Linked DNA regions of Homo sapiens: all the other regions are linked to region 2. Evidence: read pairs that join two places in POLR2A ChIA-PET (ENCODE). Cell type or tissue: OCI-LY7. All regions are shown on one strand. Links, peaks and the distances in the headings refer to the core of each region. The heading gives the core; the rest is flanking DNA. Region 1 overlaps LOC105374773 (a long non-coding RNA gene). Region 2 has its middle 43 kb from the start of LINC01800. Region 3 holds the start of SERTAD2-AS1 (SERTAD2 antisense RNA 1). Region 4 has its middle 23 kb from the start of MIR4433B.

Region 1 (4,709 bases), core at 1,498-3,997, 220 kb before region 2:
AGGACTTCACCAGGAAGTCTCCTTGCCCACCTCCAATGCACACGTACACACACACACACACACACACACACACACACACACACGCTTGGCTGGCAGCACAGATTGCTAGGACCTTGAGCGGAAACCTGGTTTCTCATAACCGGTTGCTCATTGGTTCAAGTTACCTTCTCTCAAGCTGCAGGGATGAACCTAGACTCTTCCATGAATATCTGAAGATCACTACCATGCTCCTCCTCCTACCAAACCTCCCGTGATGACATGGTTTCCAGGCCTTTCTCACACACATTATTCTTTTCTGGACATTGTCCAGTTTGCCAAAGTTCCTCTTAAAATGTGCTCCCCTGACAGAGCCAGAGGCCATCTCTTCACTGGCATGGGGCTCAGGTTTATTTCAGACCCTACTTTTAATGTAGCCTAAAATTGCATTACCGTTTATGGCAACAATATTGCCTCTTTAGCTCAGTGTGTGAACAGCCTTTTACCCCTAACTGCCGTCAAACCAGATTTTTTTTCTCTCATCTCTCATCTCCTGGTGTCACTGAGTTTTTTGAGCCTAAAAGCACGGTTTTATATCGATCCTTTTTCAGGATTTTTTGTCAGCTTTAGACCATTGTTTCAGCCCGTTCATCCCATCAAATCTTCATTGTACCATCAACACACAGACTTGCCCTCCTTCCTCTGCTCTGTCATCCACAGATTGATAAACATCCTTCATAATCCAAATCACTCACACAAAATGTTGACCAGTAAAACATCCAGTGTGCCAGGAAGACCCTGGGTGCGGCTTCTCAACCCAGTGATGCCCACATTTCTTCATCTTGCCCACCAGTCATAAAAACAGGTGAAGCCTTGCCAAATCCAATCATGTTACACCTGTGGCATCTCATGGGCCATCCTGAGCATTTCTACAGATGCTCCCCAAAACCTCACGCAGCTTGAACATTTCTGTGATGCCCAGCATGGTGGCACACACCTGTAGTCCTGGTTACTCAGAAGGCCGAGGCAGGAGGATCACTGGAGCCCAGGAGTTCGAGACCAGCCTGAGCAACACAGTGAGACTCCTTTTTTTTTTTTTTTTTTGAGACGGAGTCTCACTCTGTTGCCCAGGCTGGAGTGCAGCGGCAAGATCTTGGTTCACTGCAACCTCCACCTCCTGGGTTCAAGCAATTCTCTTGCCTCAGCCTCCAGAGTAGCTGGGGTTACAGGTGCGTGCCACCACCCCCAGCTAATTTTTGTATTTTTAGTAGCGACAGGGTTTCACCATTGTGGTCAGGCTGGTCTTGAACTCCTGACTCATGATCCGCCTGCCTCGGCCTCCCTAAGTGCTGGGATTACAGGTGTGAGCTACCGTGCCTGGCTGAGATTCCATCTTTAAAAAAAAAAAAAAAAAATCTGACTAGTTCTCCAAAAGAAGCATAAGGATGATAAAACAAGTAGAAGATCAAATGACATCTACTCAGGATGGGAGATTAAGTGAGGATGATCCATATCATCACTGGCATATAGAAAGCCCTCAGTAAACAACTTTTTATCTTCATTCATCCAGATCAGTCTTCTGTCATTGATGATGCAGATAGGAGGCTGATAGGAGGAGGATATGGTTGTCTTCTTAAAGTTGCCCTTAAGGAATCTGCTTTGTTTCAATTATCTATCATTTCAGTTATCTTTTCAGCCTGGACCATCTGTGAGAATACTGCATATCACTTTACATAATGTTATTATTTTAAATTTACCTCTTTCAAAAACTGCTCCCTTCCTTCAGTTTTCAAAAACCAGGATTTAGGGAACAAAATACTGGTCACTGTTGTTGTCAACTGTGACTTCAAAGCCTTTCGCTTGCTCACTCCCAGCTCTCCTTTTGACCAGAGCTCATGCTCCTCTCCTGCCTCACCATCCCTCCCCTGAAGGTCAGGGACTAGGGAGGGTCACGAAGACCAAAAGGGTCAAGGAGGGAAAATAAGGAGATCTTTTGTGATCTGCGCTGTGTCTACCTTAGAAGAGGGGCTGCTGTCATCTCCTACCCAGTGTTTCCGCTACAGAATCCTTGATCAAAACAGCTAATGATGATCTCAGTGGAGATCGTCATCTTTCCTCTCCCCTGAGCTCTGTGCGCCACCCCCTTTTTTATTTATTTATTTATTTATTTATTTATTTATTTTTTGAGACAGTCTCTCACTCTGTCGCCCAGGCTGGAGTTGAGTGGCACAGTCTTGACTCACTGCAACCTCCGCCTCCAGGGTTCAAGCAATTCTCCTGTGTCAGCCTCCCAAGTAGCTGGGACTACAGCTGTGTGCTACCAAGCCCAGCTAATTTTTGTACTTTTGGTTGAGATGGGGTTTCACCATGTTAGCCAGGCTGGTGTCAAACTCCTGGCCTCAAGTGATCCGCCCTCATTGGCCTCCCAAAGTGCTGGGATTACAGGCGTGAGCCACTGTGCTCAGCCCTGCACCACTATTCTGACAACCCTATGGCCGTCCCCACCTAGATGTCCCCAAGACACTCCTGCAATTAAACATGTGTACCACAAAGGCTTGTGCTCACAGCCTTCCAGCCCTCCACCCGACCCCACCATGCCCCTGGCCTTAGGATCACCCTTGCTCCATTTGCCACACTTCAGGTTCACTCTCAGCCTGCTCCCCTTCCTTACCCCTCATCCTATTGGCCTGAAATCCTGTCAGTGACACCTCCTAAGTATCCATTGCCTCTCTCTTCAAGCCTTCATCATCTTTACATGATTATTGTAACAGCCTCACACTGACCTTCCTCTGCCCGTCCCACCTCCAATTTAACCTTCCACTATGCCAATGGAATGCTCTTTTCCTGTTGAGCATCCTTCATGGTACCCCCTTACTCTCTGGACAGTCAGCTCCTTGGCAGGTTCCACAGCACTGGGATCGTCCTCTCTGCATGGAGGCTCCCACCTGGCCTACCAGCTCCTTGCTAGTTACCAAATGCCCACTGAGGGCTGGCCCACGCTCATCGTCTCTTAGGAAAAGCCTTTCTCACCAGCCAGCCAGCCTCATTTCCTCAGGGAGCCTTTCTGGGCCACCTCCACAGACAGAGCTGGCTCTCCAGCCTCTGCGATTGCTTGGCAAATCTCTGTGATCATGTAATGCTCATCATAAAACTACTTCACATTTATTAAGAGCTCTGCTGAGTGCCAAGTACTGGGCCTCACACACATTCTCTCTTAATGCTCACGGTAACCCTAAAAGGTACCTGAACTCATCTCCTGATAAGGAAACCAAGACGGGACATGATGTCACTTCCCCCAAGGTCATAGAGCCAGGAAGCAGAAAAGTCTTGAGCCCAGATCTGAAGGATCACAGAGCCTGAACACAGCCACAGAGCATCAGCCTCAGTGGGATGAGGGCTGTTATGTCACCTCTCACCTTGCTTCCTGATGATGGATTTACTTGTCTCTCTCCCTCAGGCCATGAGCTCCTTGAGAGCAGGGACTGGATCTGGCTCATGTTTGTCCTCTGTCCTCTGGCACAGTGCCTGGTGCATGGGCTGACTTTCATTTTGTTTGCTTCCTAAGCCAGTTTATGCATGAGCCCCTCAGGGGAATGTACGGGGACCCTTCCTGAATCTGTGCTTTGCTTCTGCCTGCAAACATTGTGACCCTCACCTCAAGCAATGTCCAAATTTTCCCCCAAAATATCATATTCTATCACTCACTGACTCAGTTCTCCAAGCTCTGAAGCAACCCCCCAAACCCTTCGGTTTTCATTCTGCCAAATGCTATCTGTTTCTGTTGGCTTTTGCCTCAATCCCTGCCTTGTGTAACCAGCAGGTAAGAACTGGATATGGGGTGATCCTACTCCTGGGGTACAGCTCTACAGCCCACAGCACCAGGAAGCCCCTAGTTGAAAAGTATGTACACAGCTCTGTAGGAGAGACCCCTGAACCTAGGACCCATCCTGACCATTCCTCCTAGGGTGCCCTGAGTGGATGGTTGGAGGAAATCAGTAAAGATGCCTCTCAGTTGCCGAGTGTGATACCACAGGAGCACCTGAAGGCATGCTGCCTAAGGAAACCTGCCCCACCCACTGTCAGCCTCACCGCACCCCACCCCCAACCTTTTATTTTTCTCTGTTATCCAAAGCAAGACTTCCAAGTTTGGGCTGGAGGTGGTGCAGGGAGGGTAGGTGGAGTTGCTTCTGACTTTGTAGCTCTGGGACCAGGCTTCCCAACATGGCCCAAGGACCCCCAAACCCAGCAGGATTACTGCCAAAGCAAGCCACACTGGGGGCTCTCCTTCTGTTATAAGTTCAAGTCACATAGCCTGGGCACGGTGGCTCACACCTGTAATCCCAGCACTTTGGGAGGCTGATGCAGGAAGATGGCTGAAGGCCAGGAGCTCAAGACCAGCCTGGGCAACATAGTGAGACCCTGTCTCTATAAAAATAATTTTTTTTAGGTGGAGTCTTGCTCTGTTGCCCAGGCTAGAGTGCAGTGGTGTGATCTTGGCTTACTGCAACATCCACCTCCCAGGTTCAAACGACTCTCCTGCCTCAGCCTCCCAAGTAGGTGGGACTACAGGTGTGCACCATCACATCCAGCTAATTTTTATATTTTTTAGTAGAGATGGAGTTTCACCATGTTGGCCAGGTTGGCCTTGAACCCCTGATCTCAGGTTATCCGCCCGCCTCAGCCTCCCAGAGTGCTGGGATTACAGGCATGAGCCACTGTGCTCAGCCAACAAT
Region 2 (4,709 bases), core at 919-3,418:
GGTCTCGAACTCCTGACCTCAGGTAATCCTCCCGCCTCAGCCTCCCAAAGTGCTGGGATTACAGGCACGAGCCACCGCACCTGGCCAATGTGACCCTCTTAAAAAACAGAAATATTAATGGCACCTCTATTGCAGGATGGTCACTGAGAATTCAGTGAGATTGTGACAGGGAAAATATTTTGGGAAATTTTTAAGTTTTTTTTTTTTTTAAACACTGTATTTATGTCCTATATCTCTTGGCCTTCTCCCATTTCGTCTGTAGTCTTTTACTGCCTTGCAGCATTCATTGCCTCAGGGGGCAAATGACATGACAGAAAAGCAGCACAACAGTTTAGGAGCTGTCAGAAGAAAGCCTTTTGAACTGCAAAGTTTAAGTCTGGGCCTGGCGCAGTGGCTCAGGCCTGTAATCCCAGCACTTTGGGAGGCCGAGGCTGGCAGATCACCTGAGGTCAGGAGTCTGAAATCAACCTGGCCAACATGGCAAAACCCCATCTCTACTAAAAATACAAAATTTAACTGGGCTTGGTGGCAGGATCTGTAGTCCCAGCTACTTGGAGGCTGAGGCAAGAGGATGGCTTGAACCTGGGAGGTGGAGTTTGCAGTGAGTCGAGATTGCACCACTGCATTCCAGCCCAGGTGACAGAGCAAGACTGTCTCAGAAAAAAAAAAAAAAAAGTATAAGTCTGAAATAATTGAAGGTGTCAAGTTTGTGCCCTAAATATTGGAACTGGAAAAACAATCAGATTGCCCTGTCTCCAGGAATATGGGATTATCAGGACTATGGAAGGGAGGAAAGAAGCAAAGCGAGGCAGAAAGTTGGCAGGGTCCCTGAGAGAGGGGCCTGCAGCTTGCTCCTTGCCCAGGGACTTGATCTAGAGTCCCTGATCTGCAATGATGAGTGACAGGAAAGCAGAGAGGACTGGTGCCTCCTGTCCCCAGGGCAGAGGAATTGTTTTCAAAATGTGCTCAGACAGAAAGGCTGTAGGTCAGAACCAGGTGCTGGAAACAGTGGCTTGCTCCCTGTGAACTACGAAGTGGTTTTGAGGTAGCAAAGAGAGTGATGGGTTTTAGATATGGAGTAAAGGAGGACCATCAAGCAGAAGCCTGCAAGAATGTCAGCCCTCACACTGCAACATAACGACAGGTGCCACTGTGGGTAGATAAGCACACGTAATAGCAAGTCCTAGCTACCGCCCATCACCTGGGAACTTAGACAAAACTTGGGATAGGGCAGGGACCCAAATCAATGAAATAAGGATGCTGCCACCTAGCAGAATGGACATTCAAAATAGAAATTAAAGTCATTTATAGAAAAAGTAAATACAATTGCATCATTGCTCAATTTTACACTTCTCATCCAGACCTTGAGATTTGCCCTCACTCTAAGATAATGCATGTAGCTGCTTGATGTATAATATATGCTCAGTAAATGCTAGCTACTATTAATATTATTGTTACCTTTGATCCCAGGACAAGACCCTGAAGAAAGTTCTTGCACTCTTTAAAGAAAGTTCCATTACTTTCTTTTAGAGAATCAAGGAAGGAAAGGGGGGTCATTTTATTCCTCCCAAGGGACACTCAGGTTTGTCACATGAACAGTCATGGTGGGAAAATGGGTCATCAACAACCAGAGAGGACATCTGTGGAGCGTCTTTATGACTGATAGAGTAAGTTCCCTATGTCCCAGTTTGTTGTGGGAAGTTAGGTGGAACCATGTGACTAATTCTAGCCCATGCAATGGAACAGAAGTCAAATATGCTATTTTCCTGCACACTAAAACTTCTCTCCAACCAAAAACAAAGTACTCTGAGGGCCCAGCAGACAGGCAGAACCATGAGAGAGGAGGAGCCTGGGTTTCTGAGACGCTCCCTGGAGAAGAGCCCCTTGGAGAGAGCCAACTAGGACACTTAGGTTGGGCTGTTCCTAAGTTAGAAATAAGCTTTTCTTGGGTTAAGCCATTAAAACTTTGGGGCTGTTTGACACAGCAGTCTATCCTGATACACACTGTACAAATACTAGAGTATGTTCAGTGAGTTCCTGTCAACACGATTGTGGGTTCCCCACCCCCGTACCCCTCTCCCACCCCTGCCACCACACTTCATCCTTCACAGCAGTCTCCTCGGAAGCCAGAGAGTGAGTGGGTATGACTGTACCTTATTTGCCTCGTAAATGTTCTTCCGGATTTAGACATTAACAAGAGTGAGCATAAGTTGGTTTCATTTTTAGGAACTTGAAAATCCTAGATTTGAGAGCATTTTTAGAAATGAAAGGCACATTTGTAGTCATTTGGCCCAACCATTAAAACAAGCAGGGAGAAAACCGAACCCTTGACAGGGACTGCTGTAAGGCCACAGAGCTGGATAGTACTGACGCCAAAATCAGGACCCACTTCTTCAGAGCTGCCTTCAATGTTCCTCTAGGTACTTTCAAATGTCCAGCATAGCATCACATTGACAACTCAAACTTCAAGATTGGACCAAAGTGGACTAAAATTCTGGCTCCACCTCTTACCAGGTGGACCATTTTAGGACTAGCATTTAACTTCTTTGAGGGTCGGTTTCCTTATCCGTAAAATGGAAATAATAATAGTAAGAGTACTTTCCTCCTAGTGTTGTCATGGCAACTAAATAGCTCCATGAATTTAAAGTACATGGCACAAGGGCCAGGCGTGGTGGTTCACGCCTATAATCCCAGTGCATTGGGAGGCCAAGTTGAGAGAATCTCTTGAGGTTAGGAGTTCAAGACCAGCCTGGGCAACATAGTAAGAGCCTGTATCTACAAAAAAAAAAATTTTTTTTAATTTGGGACATGATGGCACATGCTCTGTAGCCTTAGCTACTCAGGAGGCTGAAGCAACAGGATGGCTTGACCCAGAAGGTTAAGGCTACAGTGAGCTATGATCAGACCACTACACTCTAGTCTGAGTGACAGAGTGAGACCCTGTCTCTAACAAAATCAAATTAGATTAAAAAGTTCTTAGCACACATCTGACTCTAATAAAGTCTTAGTATGTTAGTTTCTGCTATTACTTAAAATAATACCAAAGTTGTATGAAAATAATGGGGCAACCTTAACAGAACCACATCACACAGCTTCAGGATTATTTCCTCTGGGAACAGAACTATGCATTCCCTGCTCATGCTTTATTTGGGGCACTGGTTCCTTATCTTATAGGTAGGCCTGACTCCCTCCTCTATCAGATGGCAAACTTCCTGTGGCCTTTCTGTATCCTTCAGGGCATAGGAGTGTGACTTGCACTAAAGCTTGTTGGGGGCCGGAGCCTAGCATGGGGAAGATAATTGCAAGCAGGCATGGGAGTCCCTAACACCCTATTCTTGGCCAGGGTCCCCATTCCTACCTCCTTCTTCAGAGCTCCAGCTCCTGCTCTGATGAAGAGAAGGCAGCCACTCCTGGCTGTCTAGCTGAATGGTCATTATTAAATATGTTGGGGCTCAGAAATTGATATTCTAAAATATGGTGCTTTGACATGCTGGACTGAAGAAGCAGCCTCAAGTTCTCTTTTTTGTTTGTTTGGTTTTGTTTTGTTTTTTGAGACGGAGTTTCACTCTTGTTACCCAGGCTGGAGTGCAATGACGCGATCTCGGCTCACCGCAATATCCGCTTCCCAGGTTCAAGCAATTCTCCTGCCTCAGCCTCCCGAGTAGCTGGGATTAGAGGCATGTGCCACCACGCCCGGCTACTTTTGTATTTTCAGTAGAGACGGGGTTTCTGCATGTTGGTCAGGCTCTCAAACTCCTGACCTCAGGTGATCTGCCTGCCTTGGCCTCCCAAAGCGCTGGGATTACAGGCGTGAGCCACCATGCCCAGCAAGGTCTCTCTGACCTCCCCGCCACTCCCTGCCTAGTCCTGTTTCTCAATTCTCTGTCTCTTCCAAAGCACGGGATAAATTGTTCTCCAAAGATCACTTATCTGCCTAAAGTTCAGACTCACCAAAGAAGACAACAATGACCTCTGGTCCCTTTCCCAAGTTTTCATTAACTGAACTGATATTGCAGGAAGAAAGACTGATGTCTGTCAACACACCTAGACAGACTTTTGTCACAAACCTGCTCTGCAGGCTCAACAGACTTTGTCCCAGGCCATTGTATGCTCTCCAAGTCCATTTATTTTCCCCTAAAAATTATTTACTATCCTTCGAATTGCCACATTTCTCCCATCTCCCTTGTCCTGTGAAGAAGGGTGTATAAGCATCTGTACCTTGTTGGGTTATTGAGTAATTATTCTCCTTCAATTCCCCCGAGCTGTACACCTAAAAATAAAAATTTGTATACCTTTTCTCCTATTAATCTGTCTTTGGTCAGTTGATTTTCAGCAAGCCTTTAGAGGGTGAAGGGGAAGTTTTCTCTTCACCCCTTGCTATGGTTTGGATGTTTTGTCCCCTCCAAATCTCATGTTGAATGTGATCCCCAGTGTTTGGAGGTGGGCCTAGTGGGTCCACTCACTAGTCATGGAGGTGGATCCCTCACGAATGGCTCGGTGCTGTCCTCAGGATAATGAGTGAGTTCTCACTCTGAGTTCACATGAGATCTGGTTGCTTAAAAGAGGGTGGCACCTCCCTGCTCCCCACCCCTGGCCTTGCTCCTGCTCTTACCGTGTGACATGCTGGCTCCCCCTTCACCTTCCACCATGATTGGAAGCTTCCTGATTCCCTCACCAGAAGCTGAGCAGATGTTGGTGTCATGCTTCTT
Region 3 (4,406 bases), core at 7-2,506, 180 kb before region 2:
GCCGGGGTGAGGCAGGCCTCCAGGGGCGTAGTGCTTCCGAGGTCGCAGGGGTGGGAGGACGGGGACGCCAGGTGGCTGAAGGCCGGCGGGGCCTCTCGGTAGCTGTCGCTGGGCTCGGTGGTGGGCTGGGAGGAGGGGGTGAACATGGGCCTCAGGCTGCCTTCCTGTTTGAGTTCCTCCTGGATCCGCCTCAACATGTTGTTAATTAAAACGGTCTTTTGCAAGCTGGGCTCTGTCAGGGGCCTGTGGTTATAGAGTTTCATAAGGGAAATGTTGAAGATAGTCTGGCGCTGTAAGGTGTAAGACACCTTGGATGGACCGTCACAGGGAGACACGATTTTGCCTTCCAGCCCATCTTCATGCTCATCAAACTTCCGTTTTCCTCCTTTACCCAACATATATCTGCAGAGGGGAGAGAGAGGAAATGGCATTAATCACATGAAAGCTGATTTCTCCCATAAAAAAAGAGACTGATTTAGAGGGCAGGACTTGGACCTCAGTTTCCTGCCCAGGGTTATTTACAAGTACACGTGGATTAATTAGGGGTGGGAGGAAGGAAGACCTTTTACAATAAGAGAGAGTTAGAAAATCCACCTTTGTATGCCTGTGGAGCAATTTTTATCACTAGGTAGTCTGGTGAGTGTATTTCTTGAGAAATGTGTACGACACAGACAAGTTAAGAATTACCATGGAAACCATGATTTTGACTTTCTCAGCTCATGTGCTTGTGTTCGCATGCCTAAGATTATCATGCAGGTTCGATTTCCCTCCCCCACGTAGATTTATTTTTAAAGCCCAAGAAAACACTTACAATGCTATGACCTAAACAGATACAGGTGTCATAGATTACAGCTTGAGCACTTCTTAAAGGATTAAAAGAACCAAGTTAAAGAAAGGTAACATGTATAATTTGGGTAGAACTGTGTGTGCTTTCAAAATGCTTTTCCTTCCTCATTAAGCACGGAGTCTTTCTGCCTGGTTGGGGACATGTGGTGAAGCACTGCACCTGTGTTAAATGACCACAGTGACTGAGCCGCCGCCACTTTTCATTTAGAATCAAGGGGAGGAATGCGTATGTCCCAGCCTAAGTTCTTCCTTGGCTCAACTTCATCCACACACAGTTATGTTTGAAGACAACTGGATTAATTTTGAAGTAATTAGCTCTGATTATAAGCATTGCTGTTTGGGTACTCGAGACATTTCCTAACAAACTACCTCCTGTGATTCCAGAGATACATGCATATTTTGAGGAAACCATGACCTCATATCTCAGACCCTGAGAATCTGGTAATGGGTTGAATTTTAAAACTGCAGCCAGGAACTCCTGCCCCATCTTGCCTGCTGCTCACAGGCCAGGCTGTGTCCTCTCTTGCTCTGGCCTTAGTGAATACATTTTATCAACTGGTTGTCACCTTCTGGGGAGTGGGCCTTCCAACTTTCCAAGATCATGTGACATCGTCACAACCTCCTTTCAGAACTTCTACTGTCTAAACAGAACAATCTCAAGTTCATTAGCCTTTGCCTCAAAGATCTCACTTTCTAACCATTTAACAAGAAACCTGTCTTTTGGTGTTCGGACCAGGATCGTGGTTCGAATGAAGCCAGGCCCATGCTTGCTCCCTCACCGTCCCCGCCTCCAGCTACAGCACTCTCAGGGACTCCTGCTAATCCTGTCCTCAGTGTGACTCACTCTCATGTCTTCATATACAGGCAACTGCTTTGTAGTTATTCAATTTCTCTTCTAAATGCCACTTACCTTTTAATGAACTGCTTCAGCTGATTGATCACACCTCATTCAATCCTTTAATAACTTATCCACATCTACACTGTCATAGGCATTTGGCCAGGCCCAGTGGGGAGTCCCACATGAACACCCTGGCCTTCAAGAGGCTAAATAGCCCCTCCTACACCTGATCACCATTTTGAATTTCAAGTCTCGACCTAAAGAAATAAGGCTAAATGGAATATAAACTTCACAGAACTTCTTTCTCATACTTTGTCACAAAGCAGGCCATGCTGCCCTCAAGGCCAGTATACAGGTAGACATGGAGCCTGCCACTTGGGGTAACCGTCTTACCTCATGTCTCATGAGGTCTCCAGAAGAGACAGATGAACAAGCTGCGACCTATCAACATCAGAATCGGCTTGAGATTTGTTAATACTTATGAAGAATGTGGAGTTACTTGCATGAAACATTTCCCCTCATTTTGTTAACATTTAAAAAATGGCTGTCAATGTCAATCACAATGACCAGTCCAGTAATTAATTGTTCTTCAGGGCAATAAAGGTTATGATAGTAACAGTTGGTTTGTCTAATACTTCAAGTGATAGACATATTTCCTACTGTTTAGTGCTAAAATTCTCATCTGTGTATTTACTTTGCATAGAACATTTCCTATCTAAAGTATCTGTTTAAACTTGAAGGTGAATCAGAGTGGAGGTGGTTTCATCTCATATTGCAAAACGTTTTCTACTTCATGCATGAGAGGTACTACTGGACAACTGGGTTTTGAAACATAACTGTATTCACAGGTATGCTATTGGTATTTGCTTATAATTTAAGCATTTAAATACTTATAGAAAAATTTCACTTTTGCTAAAGAGCTAAGTGCATTTAATTCTCATATAAAGTTCTAAGATTTATGTTATGTTATAATGTGATCATGGCAACATACTTAAATGTGTGAGTACACAGATACATACACACTCTAAAATAGTGTTTCTCAAAGTGTGGCCACAGATGGTGCCTGTCTGCGAACTGTTACTGGTCCACGATGAGGTATGTAGAGAGAGACATTTTATTATTTAGAAACTTCTACAGCAAATTTACACAGTAACTGTTATGTCTGTACATGGAATTTTTAAAATGGGGCTTCTATTTTCCATAACTTTGTATTTTTATTTCATTTTATGATAATTATTTTTATTGTGTCTTACTGAAGTCTGTGAAAGATTGGGGGGCCAGGGAACCAAGAGAGCCCCTAATCACAGAAAGCTTGAGAAGCACTGTCCGTAAGTGTAAAACAAAATACAACCGAAAACAAACTAGCTTATTGCCACTGTGGATTTTTATCGGTTTTCTGGAGGAGAGGTAACATTTAGGGAAGATGGTGTAGACTCTTCTTACAGTCATCAATGCAGAATTGTCTTTTTAAAGACTTGTTACTAGAACAAACAACAGGGCTTTTTTAATACTGCATTTTTCTAGAAATAATCACTGAATCTACAGAATTCACCTATTTAAAAAGTATACAGGCCATGCAAAATATTATAGGCATTTAGTAGAATTCCCATAGCTGAAAGAGATCTTTGGAGATATTTTCAGAAGGATTTCAATGTGAGAAGCACCTAATTTCCAATTAGAATGATCCAGCTGGCCAGAGCTGTGTGCTAATCCTAATGATTTAGAGAAAGCCTGATAAGACATCTGTAATGCTGCCTGGAAGGGGAGGGCAGAGGGCTCGGTAAGCAAAACCTGTAAGCAGGAACAGACACACACACCAAATCTTGGATGCACCTCAGAGGTGTGAATACGGACCCCTGATGAAGTGTACCTCAAGGCAGTTTTGCCACCATTTCTCTGTTTTGTATTATAAGGCAAAACTGACTCCACACACCCAGTAAGATTGTAAAATGCATATAATCTTGATTTTTAATCCTAATTCTATCTAAGCTGTTACAGAAAGGAATACAATGCAACATAATAAAAAGTGAAGTCATTTTCCTTAAGTTTGCCTGACACACTGCAGTAACATTACAATGAGCATATTCAGAAGAGGCCTCCAACTCCTAGAGGGGGAGGGCAGTGGGAACTCTCACTCTCAGGGCTTTGTGTAACAACCACCTCCTTAAGCAGGGCCCAATTTAAAGGAGAAAAGACACGACATGCCCTCAAGAACCGGAGGGCAAGAAGCCAGGCGCATCAGCCCCTCCAGGCCTTTCTGGGCCTGGCTCAGGCTGGCCAAGGTCAGGGTCGGCCCAGCTCCTAGCTCCTCAGAAGCCTCTCTTTCCTCAGGCACTCTAAGAAAATAACAATAGCTCTTTAACCACCCTTTGGAGAGGCAAGGGACCTTTCAAAAAGGCTTCGCTGGGCTGCAACTTGAAGATGAAGCAGTAGCAGGAGCTAAGGACGTGTAGGTGACTCTAGGGAGGGGGTGCTGTGGTTCCTGCGGAGGGGGGGCCTGGAGTTCACGAAAGGGGGGCCTGTGACCCATTGGCTTCCTAGGTCACCCCGGGGCTTTGACACTCCACTTTATCTCCTCCCTTGGCTGGTGAAGACCAAAGCCTAAAAAACCCATGTCTTCTACCCAATTTTTCTAAAGACCCAAAGTGCCCCTGAGCTCCAGGGCGGGGTTGGAGACTCCCACGTGGAGGAATCACGTGGGTGCTCCTCCATCTTCTGCCCA
Region 4 (4,709 bases), core at 1,164-3,663, 460 kb before region 2:
ACTTAATGTAGTGTGGCTGTGAAGTTCCACGGACATCTTCAAAGAGACTGAATTGACTTGAACTGACTATGCACCATGCCAGCCTGAGACTCTGGGGGCCTTCACTGGATCAAAGAACCACTGAAGGAAGAGGAAGCGATTCCATAGGGCAGGGAAACAGCTGGCTCTCACTGCCCCCAGGGGAAAGCCTACTACGCTCAGCGCCTTGGATGGCAGTCAGCATGAAAGGGTGAGCAGTGGTCCTCACTCCCAGAGACAGGACTGCAGCCCTCAGCCCTTGCTCATTCCTGCATCACAAGCACAGGAGAGGCTAGAATTAGTGAGGAAGGAGGAACAGAGGAGGGGGAATGCGCTGGCTCCTAAGGGTAGGTAAAAGGGGAGGGAGGACGTTTGGGGGAAGGAACAGGCTGAGTGATGAGGAGCAGGTCCTCTTGGGCCTTCTGTCCCTCAATGGAGCTAGACCTGAGGCCACAGCCTTGCAGCCCCCTCACTGACAGTCTGACCCCTCTAGTCCCCCTGAAGAGCCCTCACCCCATACCTAGGACAGCCACTGAATATGAGCCCTTTCTTCCTTCAGTTACTCCTGCTCCTTTAAACCACAGCAGACTCAGGTGAGAGTAGGTCGTGATTTCCACAGGGTTACCTCATCCAAGAGCTGTGCCCCCCAGAGCTAAAGTAAGGATGATTTCAGGAGAATACCCACAGAAAATAGGTCTCTTTCTCCATGGACATTCCATTCACTCCCTATACATATACGTGTTTCGACACACACATGCACACACACACACACACACACACTTGTATTTTCTCTTCTGTGCATTGACCTCAGTCCAGGCCTGCTGGTTAGGCAGGTGTTGTACAGCCAGACTCTGGGGTTCATGGATTTTCCTGGTTGAGTAAGAACTGACTGGCAGCCTGACAGAGCTAAGCACAAGCTCAGGTCACAGAAAAAGTGGTGGGGCTGCGAGAAGGAAAGTGAAGCACCCCAGGGCCTTGAGACCTGCCTAACAGCAATGAGCCACTCCCCTGCTTGAGTCATCTCCACTCTCTCCTCCACACCTGCACAGAAAGAGTGACCTGCTGCCTGGGGAATGCAGGTGCCTCCCTCCACAGCCTCGTCCCAGGGAAACAGCTGTTCTACCTTTGGGAAGAGGGAGTCTCTTCCTTGGCCCTGCAGGGATGCCGTCTCCTGCCTTCTTCCTCATTCCCAAAGCTGTGGCAATTCTCCCTCCCTGTGCGATGCCAGGCATGGTCTTTGCTGGCGTCCATTCTCCATTCATGGGTGTTCACCCATCATGAACCAGGAATGTGCTTCCTCCTGTCAGTACGGGACAGTCCTTGTATGGGAAACATACAATTCCTCCTCCCACTGTCAGAACTTCCACTGGTACTTCTCCCCACAGCCAAGCTCAGGCCTCAAAGTAGGCTGAGAAAATCTTCAGCAGGGAATATAGAGTTCTTAGTGTATATTTTTTTCCACTCGGGAAAAGCAACAAATTTATATTCCCTCAGTAAAAATTCAGTCAACCCTCAAGGCTACCATGGACAGTGGTGTTGGTTGTACCCTGCACAAATATGCCCTGCTGAGGGGATGAGTGGAGGCTGAAATTCAGCTACAGCTCACTTGCCACAGTGTGTATTCTGGTATGGGACTGCATCCGTTTAAAGTTTGCACAGAAGCACCTCTTGATCGTTGGGCTCCGTACCCAGAATGGGCACCTTTTCCTAAGGCATGCAAGACTCACTATAGGATAGCCTCTGCCCTGCCAACCTTGCTTCTCTCACCTCCTGCCTAGAAGTACTTTTGTCTTTGCCCATTCTTACAAGGCAGTATTTTTCCCCTTTCACCTCCTCCTTCTCTGTCTGAGGACAGTCTGATAGGATCAGAGACCCACAGACTGTCACTGCCATTGAGAAATAACATCCATGTGCCTTTTGAGTTCTTATTCTCAGATGGACAGCCACCCCAGTCATACTGGGCAGAGCTGTCAAGGGTGGTTTGCCCGTCCCTTCAGCCTGGTCTTCCTTCCTGATCTTCCTGTCTTCCTTCTTTTCCTCCTATAGTGTCCAGCAAGACCATCTCTCATGAAGCTTGCTCTTGAGGAGATAGAGTCACAGGAGGTGAGCAAGGACTAACCTGAAAAGATCCCCTCTAGCCCCACCCTGCCCTGGCTGCAGCCTCAGGAAATGGCAGGTGGAGCTCATCATCAGGCCTGGCTCCAACGCCCCCTTGCTTTTCTATGAAATATTTCTCTTCGCTTGTAGCATTGCATCTTCTTCTGCCAGGCTGTGAGCTGGAACTAAGCATCCCAGCTGGGGGCATTCCTCAGCACAGAGGGGAGCTTAAGCAAAGTTTGCAGAAAGTGCCTCCTGGGGCAAATGGCCTGCACTGGCTTCAGTCTGATGTGGTGGAGGCTGTCACTGCATATCTCAGACAGATTCTCCCTGCTCCTTTACCCCTGAGTTTTCTCTTTGCAACTTCCCTCCTCAGTTGTTTGCAGGAAGCAGCAATTAAGAGTTTGCCTTGTGTTGTTGGAGCTCCTCGAGCTTAACTCTGAAGCCCTTGGCTGGGCAGACCTCCTGTGGGTCCTTCTGAGGGCTTGGGGCTCGGTAGATAATTTAGAGCCAGTTTGGTTCCACGGATGGGGCCCACCCCACATCCCCAGGCTTCACCTGTAGCACAGGAGGGGCCAGACCTGCTCACTTTCAGGTGTACCCTGATCTGGGGACTCTGCCAAGCTCATAGCCAGGGCTCAGCCTGTTCCAGTATCATACTGGGGGTCTGAGCACAGCTTAGTAGGATAGGAGGCAGGGCTCAGATAGACCCAGACCATGGTTTGGAAATATCACGTTCCACTAAGAGGAATCAGGCACCTTGGAAAAATAGCCAATTCTAGGGCTGGAGCGGAGATATATGAGCTCGGAATACCTTGTGGCTGTGAGCCAGGTAGTACTCAAAGAATGACAGGAACATGTCAAAAGGACACAGCAGCCAGCTTTAAGGAGCTCCCACTGGCTGTGTTCAGGACAATTTGAGCATCAAAATAGTGATAATAATGGATTCTAGTCTATTTACTATGACAGGAATCTTTGAGCCCATACTGATAAAAAATGAATATTAATAAATTGAATGTTCAATGAAAAACAGGGCATTTACATAATCTCAATGTATTTCCCCACAAAATACTTAATTACAAAAGGGAAAATAATAATTTACAGTGGAGAAACTGGCAGACACCACCATAATCAAGTGACCAAAGTAAACATCACCAGTCATGGGACAAATAGAAATCACGTGGCACCTGGTAAAATCAACGCCAAGAGCACAGGAGGATTGTTGCGATGTGACTATTTGTGTGGAAAGGTGAGACTACAAATTCTACAAAATGGGTGGCTTGCGATTTCCAAAACCATCAAGGTTCTGAAAATCAAGGAAAAGTTGGAAGAACTGTTTCAGACTAACCGAAGAAGACTAAGGAGAATTGCCTGTTAAGTGTGATGTATGATCCTGGCCTCAATCCTTTTACTTTAACATATTTGGGACTATTGCACAACTTGAATTTGTCTAAGAATTAGAATGGTAATTGTATTAGTCTGTTCTTACACTGCTATAAAGAACTACCTGATACTGGGTAATTTATGAAGAAGAGAGGTTTAGTTGAATAACAGTTCTGCAGGCTTAACAGGAAGCATGACTGGGAGGCCTCAGGAAACTTACAATCATGGTGGAAGGCGAAGGGTAAGCAAGCACATCTTCACAATGGCAGAGCAGGGAACAGGTGAGAGAGAGGAGGGAAGTGCAACACTTTCACACCATCGGATCTCATGAGAACTCCCTCACTATCATGAGAACAATATGTGGGAAACTGCCCCCATAATCCAATCACCTCCCACCAGGTCCCTCCCTTGACATGTGGGGATTACAATTCAGATGAGATTTGGGTGGGCACACAGAGTCAAACCATATCTGTAGTGATATATCAGTCTTAATGAATAGATTTCAATGGTGGTTTGTGGTTATGTCAAAGAATATTCTTTTTTGTAGGAAATACACAATAAAGTATTCAGGGGTCATGGGGCATTATGTGGCAAACGTGCTCATTTGTTTCAGGGTAAAACAATGCTGCTCTTACAAACATTCTGTACATTTGAGATTGTTTCACAAAGTTTTAAAATCATTTAATTAATTAAATGAAACCCTGTACCTACAGTTAAATTCAGAATTGAGACATCTATTTCCACAGAAGTTTAAGTGTAAAGAAGTTAGAGGCTTTATGTGGATACATACTCAATATCCGAATAATATAAAAATGGCAATGATATTATATAGCTTGAAATATTATTCAGATTAAAAATAATCACATGAGACTCTGAGGGCAGAAATGTGTCTATTTTATTTACTACTACTGTATTCTCAGCAGAGGATTTGGCATTAATAAATATTTGTTAAATAAATGAATAATATGTGGCAAATAATAAGACCCCAATAAATGGTAATTTTTAAACTGTTGTTGTTACTTATAAGGATGGAAGTCAACCATGTGAAGCTGCCAAAATGTTGGTCTTAGGGTGGCACAAGGTAAACAATAGCTCAAACACATATCACAATAGTCCTGCCAAATCTGGACAATCATGCTCAGTTCTAAATGCAATATTTTAAGCTCTATCAGATTTAATTGATCTCAGCTGTAAATAACAGGATACTTGAT

What was found. ChIA-PET counts read pairs that join two places held together with the same protein. Peaks named below come from ENCODE experiments on the same cell type or tissue, not always from the same donor. Only the 100,000 strongest peaks of a DNase experiment are listed, where the experiment ranks them.
Region 1: POLR2A ChIA-PET joins it to region 2 with 6 read pairs; 6 of 35 experiments call an interaction of 5 or more read pairs at or near these places.
Region 3: POLR2A ChIA-PET joins it to region 2 with 9 read pairs; 13 of 35 experiments call an interaction of 5 or more read pairs at or near these places.
Region 4: POLR2A ChIA-PET joins it to region 2 with 6 read pairs; 2 of 35 experiments call an interaction of 5 or more read pairs at or near these places.

The regions. Positions count from the first base shown.
Region 1 is chr2:64,596,285-64,600,993 of GRCh38, forward strand. All of the region lies in intron 3 of LOC105374773 (a long non-coding RNA gene), which reads right to left. Among named protein-coding and RNA genes, the nearest start is that of LINC02579, 8.7 kb to the right of the region's middle. In OCI-LY7, for the core only: no CTCF peak of the experiment used is centred there; no DNase peak of the experiment used is centred there.
Region 2 is chr2:64,817,883-64,822,591 of GRCh38, forward strand. No RefSeq gene overlaps it. Among named protein-coding and RNA genes, the nearest start is that of LINC01800, 43 kb to the right of the region's middle. In OCI-LY7, for the core only: no CTCF peak of the experiment used is centred there; a DNase peak (open chromatin) is centred at 2,159; H3K4me3 peaks cover 915 bases.
Region 3 is chr2:64,636,474-64,640,879 of GRCh38, forward strand. SERTAD2 (SERTA domain containing 2) reads right to left here. Exons shown (of 2, transcript NM_014755.3): 2 at 1-402. The coding sequence starts at 398. SERTAD2-AS1 (SERTAD2 antisense RNA 1) reads left to right here and starts at 451. Exons shown (of 2, transcript XR_940172.3): 1 at 451-4,406. In OCI-LY7, for the core only: no CTCF peak of the experiment used is centred there; DNase peaks (open chromatin) are centred at 198, 988 and 1,295; H3K4me3 peaks cover 2,500 bases; H3K27ac peaks cover 2,500 bases.
Region 4 is chr2:64,361,784-64,366,492 of GRCh38, forward strand. No RefSeq gene overlaps it. Among named protein-coding and RNA genes, the nearest start is that of MIR4433B, 23 kb to the left of the region's middle. RefSeq lists an enhancer at 2,121-2,260. In OCI-LY7, for the core only: CTCF peaks have their summits at 2,212 and 2,415; a DNase peak (open chromatin) is centred at 2,228.